2 separate regions of the Homo sapiens genome follow, and region 2 is linked to region 1. Evidence: chromatin contacts called from ENCODE Hi-C or POLR2A ChIA-PET data. All regions are on one chromosome and are shown on one strand. Each heading gives the region's core, a stretch centred on a gene start or an enhancer-like site at or near the end of the contact. The rest is flanking DNA. Distances are from core to core; before and after follow the strand shown. Region 1 overlaps ZBTB20 (zinc finger and BTB domain containing 20). Region 2 overlaps ZBTB20 (zinc finger and BTB domain containing 20).

The links. A loop is a pair of places that touch in the nucleus more often than their neighbours do. ChIA-PET counts read pairs that join two places held with the same protein, here RNA polymerase II (POLR2A). Pooled maps may share reads with other maps.
Region 2: a loop to region 1 is called in a map of heart right ventricle, with 2.6 times the contacts of the local background. The contact joins two enhancer-like sites. A Hi-C loop is called at or near these places in 5 of 168 maps with a recorded cell type or tissue (GM12878, PC-3, heart left ventricle and 2 more), 7 of 37 single-sample maps with no recorded cell type and 5 of 50 pooled maps. POLR2A ChIA-PET finds 5 or more read pairs at or near these places in 2 of 52 experiments (BJ and WTC11).

Annotation. Positions count from the first base shown.
Region 1 is chr3:114,387,983-114,392,688 of GRCh38, reverse strand. It overlaps ZBTB20 (zinc finger and BTB domain containing 20), which reads left to right. Exons shown (of 12, transcript NM_001348800.3): 8 at 3,584-3,684. It overlaps ZBTB20-AS1 (ZBTB20 antisense RNA 1), which reads right to left. Exons shown (of 9, transcript NR_038993.1): 9 at 3,711-4,293. Among named protein-coding and RNA genes, the nearest start is that of ZBTB20-AS1, 39 kb to the right of the region's middle. Within about 2 kb of position 3,353, at least 2 of the 41 ENCODE cell types and tissues checked have a DNase peak (open chromatin) inside an H3K27ac peak, as active enhancers do.
Region 2 is chr3:114,807,348-114,812,475 of GRCh38, reverse strand. The region is part of intron 4 of ZBTB20 (zinc finger and BTB domain containing 20); the gene reads left to right. Among named protein-coding and RNA genes, the nearest start is that of ZBTB20-AS3, 63 kb to the left of the region's middle. RefSeq lists an enhancer at 2,406-2,585. Within about 2 kb of position 2,520, at least 3 of the 41 ENCODE cell types and tissues checked have a DNase peak (open chromatin) inside an H3K27ac peak, as active enhancers do.

The DNA of each region.
Region 1 (4,706 bases), core at 2,104-4,603:
AAACAAGTAAACATTTAAACAAACCTAGAGAATGAGTACTAGGCTAAGCTAGGTGGAAAAAGAAGTGTTAATGTGGCATAATAGCAGATTGCCAATAGTTTGTTTCTACAAAGTAATGAATTTAACCACGGAATTACTGCATGTTTTCACCAAGAACTCCAGCTGAACACACAGCTTTTCCAAAGCATGAGAAATTTCTTTATTCTTATTTTCAGCCTGAGTTTATCACCCCAGTGGTATTTTTAACATTTTATTTGTTTTTAATTTTTGTGGGTACATAGTAGGTGTATATATTTCTGGGGTACATGAGATGTTTTGATATAGGCATGCCGTGTGAAATAATCCCATCATGGAGAACGGGGCATATATCCTCTTAAGCATTTATCTTTTGTGTTACAAACAATCCAATTACCCTCTTTTAGTTATTTTAAAATGTACGATTAAGTTATTATTGACTATAGTCACTCTGTTGTGCTATCAAATAGTAGGTCGTATTCATTCTTTCTATTTTTTGTACCCATTAACCATCCGCACCTCCTCCCCAGTGGTGTTGACAGTATTGTCATAATTATTTCTGCTGGTAATGTTAGAAAACTTTGCTTCCTTGTTTTTTAAATCCACCCTCATTTTTTAGACAACATTTAACTATAAAACATATTTATTAGTTCGGTTTGTTGAAGCAAATAAATGAAGCAAATTTGTTATATTTTGGAACACAATATATTTTTGCAGGTTACACACCCCAACCTCCCTCTCTCTGGTCTTGTCATTACTGATGATCTGTTGGGCCTATTGGTGCCAAGTAAGCACTGATAAATATTAGTCTGTGGCCTTTTATGTCTGTTATCCTTGCCCAGCCACTAACAAGGATGCGACCTTGAGCAAGTCAGTTCCCTTCATCTCTTCGTCTGAAAAATGAGGGGGTTGAAGCAGATGAGCTTTTAGGTCTTTTCAATTTAGTCCCCGTTTCTATGACTCAAGGCAAGAGGGTTTATTCTTTTTAAATTCAGTTCAGCAGATTATCAGCCTAGTGCAAACTTAACGTGCAAGAAGTCATGGCCCACTATAGGGTACTCAGAGTAAAAATTGTCTCAGCTTTCAAAGGGCTTATGAAGAAGGAAGACAAATTACACAAATAACCATTCTAATTGGTAGAATATGCAAAGGGAGTAGTACAGAATGTGCTAATAATATTTAAGAAGGGCACTCTCCTTTGTGAAATGCTTCATAAATGAGGTGGCATTTGGATGGCCCTTGAAGAAGCTACATGTAGACATTGAAAGAAAGGAAGAAATACCATGAACATGGTAGGAAAGAGTAGGACTTTGCTGGAGCGTAGAATGGAGTGTAGAGATAAGAGTGAGAAACTAGATTGGGCTACATTGTAGCAGCTTTGAATACCAAACTGAGAAGTTTGAATTTAATCCAATAAGCAAGGAGGACTGTAAGCAAAGAAGTGATATGTTTAGAAGGGCACTTTAGAAAAATTAATGTAATGTTTGTGTGAAGGATGGACAAGAGGTAAAGAAAAACTGGAAAAGTGAAACCAGTCAGGAGCTTTTCATAGATGTCCTCACAGTAGGTAGCAAAGGGAGAAATAGGGGCTGGTATAGAAAACAGGTATTGATTCAGGAATCACAATCAGAGTAGAATCTACAGGATTGGGTAGCTAATTGGATATAGGAAGAAAAAAAAAACGGAAGAATTGAAGATGACTCCCCAGCTGTAGGCCCACGTAACTGGATGAAGAGAATACCAATGGCAGGAAATGGGACGTCTAGAGAAGGAACAGATTTTAAAGGAAAGACAATGAATTAAGTTCTAAACTTTCTGAATTAGAAAAGCCTGTGTAGTATTTGATGGCGATGTGAACTTCTCAAAGTTAGAGACCCTGTTGTATTCATCCAGGTGCCTCATAGATGCTATATAAACACTGAATGAATGGACAAAGGAACGAATGAACCAATAACCAGCTGTTATTTAGAATGTGGGTGTGCAGCTCTGTAGAAAAGCTAGAACTAAAGATAGCAATGTGGATGCTCTCCATGGAGAAGTGATTGTTGAGGTCAGGGAGGACTGGGGTAGACAAAGCCTGAGGAGAGGATCTAGAGGAATGTCTACATTTAGAGAACAGAAGAAAGAAAATAAGCCAGTGAAGAAGGCAGAATAGCAGACTGAGGTATAGGGGAAAAAATAGGGTAATTCGGTGTCCTCAGGGTTAGAGCCTATGGAAGAAAATGGAGCCTTTGCAGTGAAGGACAGAGGGAATGCTCAGAACATGCCCAGATCAATGGGTGTCACTAGAATACATTAAGAACTAAGCAATAAAGAGAGAGACTGAAATGAAATCAAGAATATCAGAAATGTGGTAAAAGTACACAATGGAACACTATTCAGCCTTCAAAAAGAAGGAAATCTTGTCATTTGCAAGAACATGGATGAATCTAGAGGTCATCCATGATATATGGGGAAAAAATAGGCTTTTTTTTGTACTAGAAAAGCCAGGCACAGAAAAACAAATACCACGTGACCTCACTTATATGGGGAATCTATAAAAGCTTAATTTATAGAAGCAAAAATTAGAATGGTGGCTGCCAGACGCTGAGGAGACATCAGTCAAAGGACACAAAATTTCGGTTAGACAGGAGGAATAACTCCAGAGATGTACTGTACATCCTCATGACTATCGTTAATAAGAATGTAGTATATATTGAAAATTACTGAGAGTAGGTTTTACGTGTTCTCACCATGAAAAAGTGATAAATACATGAGGTAATTCTTTTTTTTTTTTTTTTTTTTTTGAGATGGACTCTTGCTCTGTTGCCAGGCTGGAGTGCAGTGGTGCAATCTCGGCTCACTGCAACCTCCGCCTCCCGGGTTCAAGCGATTCCCCTGCCTCAGCCTCCTGAGTAGCTGGGACTACAGGCGTGCGCCATCACGCCTGGCTAATTTTTTTGCATTTTAGTAGAGACGGGGTTTCACTGTGTTGGCTGGGATGGTCTCGATCTCCTGACCTCGTGATCCTCACACCTCGGCCTCCCAAAGTGCTGGGATTACAGGTGTGAGCCAGCACACCCAGCCGGTAATGCATATTTTAATTAGTTTGATTTAGCCATTCCACAATGTATACATGTATCAAAACATGTTTTATACCATAAATATATACAATTTTTATGTGTGAATAAAAAATAAATAAATATAATAAATGAAAAAAAAAAGAAAAGGATACTAGAAGAATCAACTGTGGGAAGGTTGAAGGACACTGTTTCTACTTCCTTCCCCCACTGTCACCCACAACTCAGCTTCTAAGTCAGAACCACAAAATCAGCTCCGCCCGCACTGACAGGGTACTGTTGATGTCCCAGGCTGCACAGGCAGTTAGGTGAAAGCACTGAAAATGGAGCCTGGACAACATCCTCTCCATTCTCCCTTCCGTACCTCGCCATTCTCTGGTGCAAAGATGTAGAACCAAACAACCAACCTCTCACTCAAGTCCCAAAGTTCTTTCCTATCAAAATAAATAATTGCCATCACCATCACCTGTTCATTTAACAACCTTATTTTTGTTTTTTGTCTGATCTAGATGCAGCCGCTCTCTGCTCCCTGCCCCAATGAACATCTGCACTAGGCCCAAGCCTTGGAGTAATTTACCTGAAGAGTGACACCATTGATTTTGAAACTACTGTGAGTACATTATGTCTCCAATAAAAGGCTTCTTAGTTCACTTTGTTTAATACACACACACACACACAGAAAATTGTGAAAGCAGGCAAAATTTTAGATGGCTTCATTTCTTGGATCAGCAGGGTAACCAGACTCAGTCCTGAGGTGCCCACAGCGGTTCTCAACTTCCCGGCTGCAGTGCACACCATGTGCATTATCATTCCCTCCTGGCCAGATGGCTGTGCTGAGCTGTATCTGAGCACACCTTGCAGGGACTGGTGCTGTTCTGCTTGGTCATCTGTGCCTCTATGTACGGTGGTGGCAGCTTCTCCTAATCTGTTTGCTTCTCATCATCCTTCCGTGCCACTGTTGAATCTCATGGTAGCTTGTCATTTCTTGCCACCCTGGTCAAATCTGTGACCAGCAGCTTTGCTTGGTTTTATTTACCTGTTGTCTGAGCTGCAACCCATGCTGTTGTCTCCTTGCTGCCCTTCCCTTGGAGCTCTGGCCTCCTTCCACCACATCTCTAAGCCACTTGTATCCAGCTCACCTCTGCTCTCTGGATGTATGGGTCTGTGTAGTTGATTTAGTTCCCGCCATGCAAGGCATTTATGTAGGAGAAGTAGAGACCTTGCAAGGAAAAGTACAGAAATAATTTGGGGTAGGGGATATGATACCTATGGGAAAATACTGATGAAAGTTTGATATCAAGTATTCATTAATCATTGCTGAAATAACAGATGAATATATGCTATTTTCCAATAGAAAAGCCAGTCATTTGAATTATTTAGAAGTTCTGCATGCAAAGTAACTTAATTACACATTTTAAAACAATAACTAGTTGTTATATTCACAAGTTTTCCTATATGTTATGAGGCAGGTAATGGGATGGTGTTTTACAGACTTCTATGTTACTGGAAAACGCTAAACCTGGGAGACTAACATCCCTCTTAGGCTTCAGGTAGGATATTTACATTCATATTTCTATGTCTTTAGCTATTCTGGTATAAATCAAACCTAAAGGGATGAAGCCAGAGTTTTGC
Region 2 (5,128 bases), core at 1,271-3,770, 420 kb before region 1:
CACTCTGTATCTAGCTCAAGGTTTGTAAACACACCAATCAGCACCCTGTGTCTAGCTCAGGGTTTGTGAATGCACCAGTCGACACTCTGTATCTAGCTACTCTGGTGGGGACTTGGAGAACCTTTGTGTGGACACTCTGTATCCAGCTAATCTGGTGGGGATGTGGAGAACCTTTGTGTCTAGCTCAGGGATTGTAAACGCACCAATCAGCACCCTGTCAAAACAGACCACTCAGCTCTACCAATCAGCAGGATGTGGGTGGCGCCAGATAAGAGAATGAAAGCAGGCTGCCGGAGCCAGCAGTGGCAACCGGCTGGGGTCCACTTCCACACTGTGGAAGCTTTGTTCTTTCACTCTTTGCAATAAATCTTGCTACTGCTCACTCTTTGGGTCCACACTGCCTTTATGAGCTGTAACACTCACCGCAAAGGTCTGCAGCTTCACTCCTGAGCCAGCGAGACCACAAACCCACCAGAAGGCAGAAACTCCGAACACATCCGAACATCAGAAGGAACAAACTGCGGAGACGCCGCCTTTAAGAACTGTAACACTCACCGGGAGGGTCCGCGGCTTCATTCTTGAAGTCAGTGAGACCAAGAACCCACCAATTCCGGACACACTTATACAACAAGGTGACGGAGTTCCATCACATTCTCCATCCTCAGACTTACATCTTTAAGCAATGTATGTGATGTTTCAGGATTTTGTTTCATGGATTAGATTTCTTGTTTTCCAGACAGAAACAGTAATCTTTACTATTACGGGTTCCTAGATTAAAGGTTATGACACTTTAATGAGATGAAGTTTGGTGAATACTTTGATTTCCTCAACATGTTGTAAAAGTGAAGTATTATGTTGATCCAAAGATATCAGTAAGATATTCACAATTAATGCTTTATACATTCTGAATTTTTCCTAAACAAAGTTTGCTGATTTTTTTCATCTATTTAAGTCTCTGAAGGAAAATGAGTTTAGATAATTCCTAGAAGCAGATACTATATGTTTATCTCTTTTCATGTGATAGGAGTTATTTTGTAAATCCGTTCATAATTTAAATGCTCTAGGGAAGTGTATTCTCAAGGGAACTTTATTGTGGATCATCATGTAAAGGAAAAATTATTATATAGTAAATATTATTCTCTATATCCATATGGGAACTTTCTGATTTACAAGTTATTTGAGTTCCAAAAGGAGCTTATTCCCTTTGTGTGTTCCCAAGGAAGTATAACCTGAGTGAGCCCAGGAATCTGTGAGAAAATAAGCTGGCAAATACTAACCTGATCCAAGTAAGTATTTGGACCTGCTTAGATCTCTGAGCTATTATTGTTTTGTATAAGATTAAGTCTAAATGACATATTCTTTACAATTGCTTAGAATAGGTTAGTCCAGCTCCAAAGTTCATAGCAACTCATTATTAACCAAAGTAATTCTAGTCCTTCTCGCTGAGTGGTTTCTCCAAACTCTATAGAGTGAGGCAAAACTATTTATCTCCCATGGGAGAATTTTGGTAACCTTATCCCTATATCCCATACACTTCCCTAGAAATTCTTAATCCCCCCCAAACCTTTAAACTTTCTAGAGATGTAGTAGGAGGGGCAGTTGAAGATTTTCTATACACATGTAACCATTATGAAAACGTTCATTCAATGGCAGTTAGACTTCCCCCCCGCCACCCCACATGCATGGATACCTGCAGCTAGGCCCCTGATTCCTGCATTACTAAGAAAAGAATTAGGCAGTGGTCATTCGCTGAAGAAATGGCATATGGCATAAGTCGTTTATGCCCACTATAGATTAAAAGGTCATAAATCATATCACAGAAGCTGGATACTTTTGGGAGTGAAAGTGGCCAAATTAAAAGTTATGTTGGGACAACTAGCACAGTTAGGAGCCCACAGTGTTTTAGCCGGGAGTGCTTCCTCCTATTATCCGTCCCCACAGTTCCATTGTATCAGTAGTTCTGCCAGGGCAGGACAAGTCATGAAAACCCACAACTTCACTGCTGAAAGGGGGTGATTCGATAATTTGATGGAGCAGAACATAGAAAAACCCCATGCCCTTAGGTGTGGTCAAAACAGTGACAATCTCAGGGGCAAACAAGCAGGGAGAATAAACATCATATGTAGCCTGAAGTTACAATTCAGAGTAGAAAAGAACTGGCAGATTGGCCAGAAATTTAGCAGGGAGAATTGGAAAAGGATACTATCATAGTGAACTTTGGTAAGCTACCACATATTCCTAGAGGTCTGAAAGGCTGCACACATACTCTGGGGAAGACCTAAGGCTTTGGACACACAGAGAGAAGATAAGAGAGAACAAATGGAAAGTAAAAATCAAAAAAACACTTGTAAACTGCCTGAACTTTGAGTGCATTCTACAACCCACACACACGTATATATCAATTAGAGGCGTTAGCATAGTGGCCCTAGGTGTTTAAGTACAACCTGTGACTGATCGTTGGCTGACCACTAAACTGTGTTAACACAGGGGAAAGTCCCAGCTCAAAAACGAAAATGGAAATTACACAAACTGAGCAGAAACATCAGCAGCGGCACAGCATGGGGAAGAGAGGCTGCACAGAGTTATGTTAGGCAAGTCCTAAATAAACAAACACAGCAATAACAGCAACAACCCTCAACAGGGAAAAGTCAGAAGCCAGAGTTGCTGTAATATGCTATATAAAATGTCAATTTTCAAGAAAAAAATGAGACATGTAATAAACAGGAGTGTGACTCATACCCAATTTAAGAAGTGGTTAAAAGAAAGTGTCTGAAGAAAAAAAAAGAAATTATATTTGGGTTGAAGTGGAGATAGCAGATGTTAAACTTAGCAAACAAAGAGTTGAAAGCACTATTATAAATATGTTCAAAATAATAGGAAATCATGTTAAATAATTAAAGTATTACTATAATTACCCTTTAAATAGAGAGTATCAATATAAACATAAGTGTTATTTTAAAAGGAACAAAAATTCTGGAGTTAAAAAATATTATAATGGAAATTAAAAAATTGCAAGAGAATCTCAACAGAATATTTAAGATGGCAGAATAAAGACACAATGAGATTGAAGATCAATTAATAGAAATGGTCTAATTTGAAGAGAAAAGAACAATGAAAAAATGAGCAGAGCTTCGGAGACCTGTGAGAGACCATCAAGCATACTAACATATGTGTAATGGTAGAGAAGAGGAGGAAAGAAAGAAAGGGCTCAAAAATATTTGAAGAAATAATAGCCAAAAACTTCCCAAATGTGATGAATAACATTAATCTACACATTTGAGAAGCACAAAAACTCCATGTTGGATAAACACAAAAAAAATCTGTACATAGACACATTATAGTCAAACTTTTGAATGAAAAAGAGAAAATTTTGACAGTAACAAGAAAAAAAAGACTGTTACATACAGGAAAACAACACTACGATTAACAGCTTACTTCTCATTAGAAACAAAGCCAGGAGGTAGAGGGATGACGTATTCAGTGTGCTGAAGGAAAAAAAGGGAAAATGTCATTTAGGAATTTTATATTTAGCAAAATTGTTCTTCAAAAATAAATATAAAATAAAGATATCCCAAATAAACAAAGACTGAGACAATTTGTTGCTAGTAGACCTGCCTTACCAGAAATACTGAAGGAAATCCTTTAAGTGGAAATGAAATGATAAAAATGTATCTAAAATTCACCTAAACAAAAGGACCTCATCACGTCATTATTTAGGTAAGTATAGACATGATATAAACATAAAACTAAATTCTGTTTGAACAGAAGGAAGGATATAACAAAGATAAGAACAGAAATCAATGAAATAGATAATGAAAATAATAGAGAAAATTAATGAAACCAAAACTTAGTTTTTTGAAAAGATCAACCAAAACTTAGTTTTTCTTTTGCTAGACTGATCAAGGAAAAAGGAGAGAAGATGACAGATTACCAAAATGAGGAATCAGAGAGAAGGTATCACCACCAACCCCACAGAAATGAAAAGGATTATGAGGTATAGTTATAGTTAATACTATATTATAAACAAATAGTATAACCTCATAATCATTCTCATTTCTATGGGGTTGGTGGTGATACCTTCTCTCTCATTCCTGATCTCATACTATACTATGAACAAATATTATAACCTCATAATCCTTTTCATTGCTTGATAGTTAGAAATACAACCTGTGACTGATCATTGGTTGACCTCAATTGTCATTGCTTAACAATTAGACAATTGTTAGCAACTGGACAATTGTTAGCAATTAGCTGGATAAAATGGACTATCTTAGAAATGCGCAAATTACCAAAACTGACTCAAGAGGAAATAGAAAATATGAACAGACTCGTAATAAAAAGACATACAATTTATACAATTTATAGTTAGGAGAAAATCCTAGATGTAGATGACTCCACTGGTGAATTCTATCCAATACCAGTATTTCACAAACTTTTCTAGAAATAGAGCAAGAAAGGTCATCTTTCAATTATTTGTACAATATTACACTGAGAGCAAAGCCAGACAAAGACATCACAATGAAAGAAAACTGCAGACCAGATTCCCTCATGAATATAGACACCAAAACTCAACAAAATATTCACAAACCAAATGTGGCAAAGTAGAAAAGCATTATACAGTGCTGACCACAGAGGATTTATCCCAGGAATGTGAGTTTCACTTAACATCCAATAATTAATTAATGCAATATAGCATATTAATAGAATAAAAGAGAAAACACATGACCATTTCAATAGATGTACAGAAACATTTGAGAAAATCCAGTATCCATTTGTGATATAATCTTTCAACAAAAGGAATAGAAGAGAACTTCTGTAACCTGACAAAGGGCATCTATGAAGAACTTATAATGTATGTAATGATGAAAACCTGACCGATACACTCCTAGGATCGGAAAAGAGGCAAGGTTGTCAGTTCTTATGTCTTCTGTTCAACATTGTACAGGAGATTCAATCCAGTGCAGAATGATAAATACATGTAAGAAAGAGAGAGAGAAGCAAATTAGAGGAAAAAAAAAAGAAGCAGCAGCAGCTGCAGGGGAGGGGGAGGGGAAGGGAAAGAGAAGGGTTAGACAGACCAGCAGAAAGAAACAATCAGTGGCATACAGATTGGAAATTAAAAAGTAAA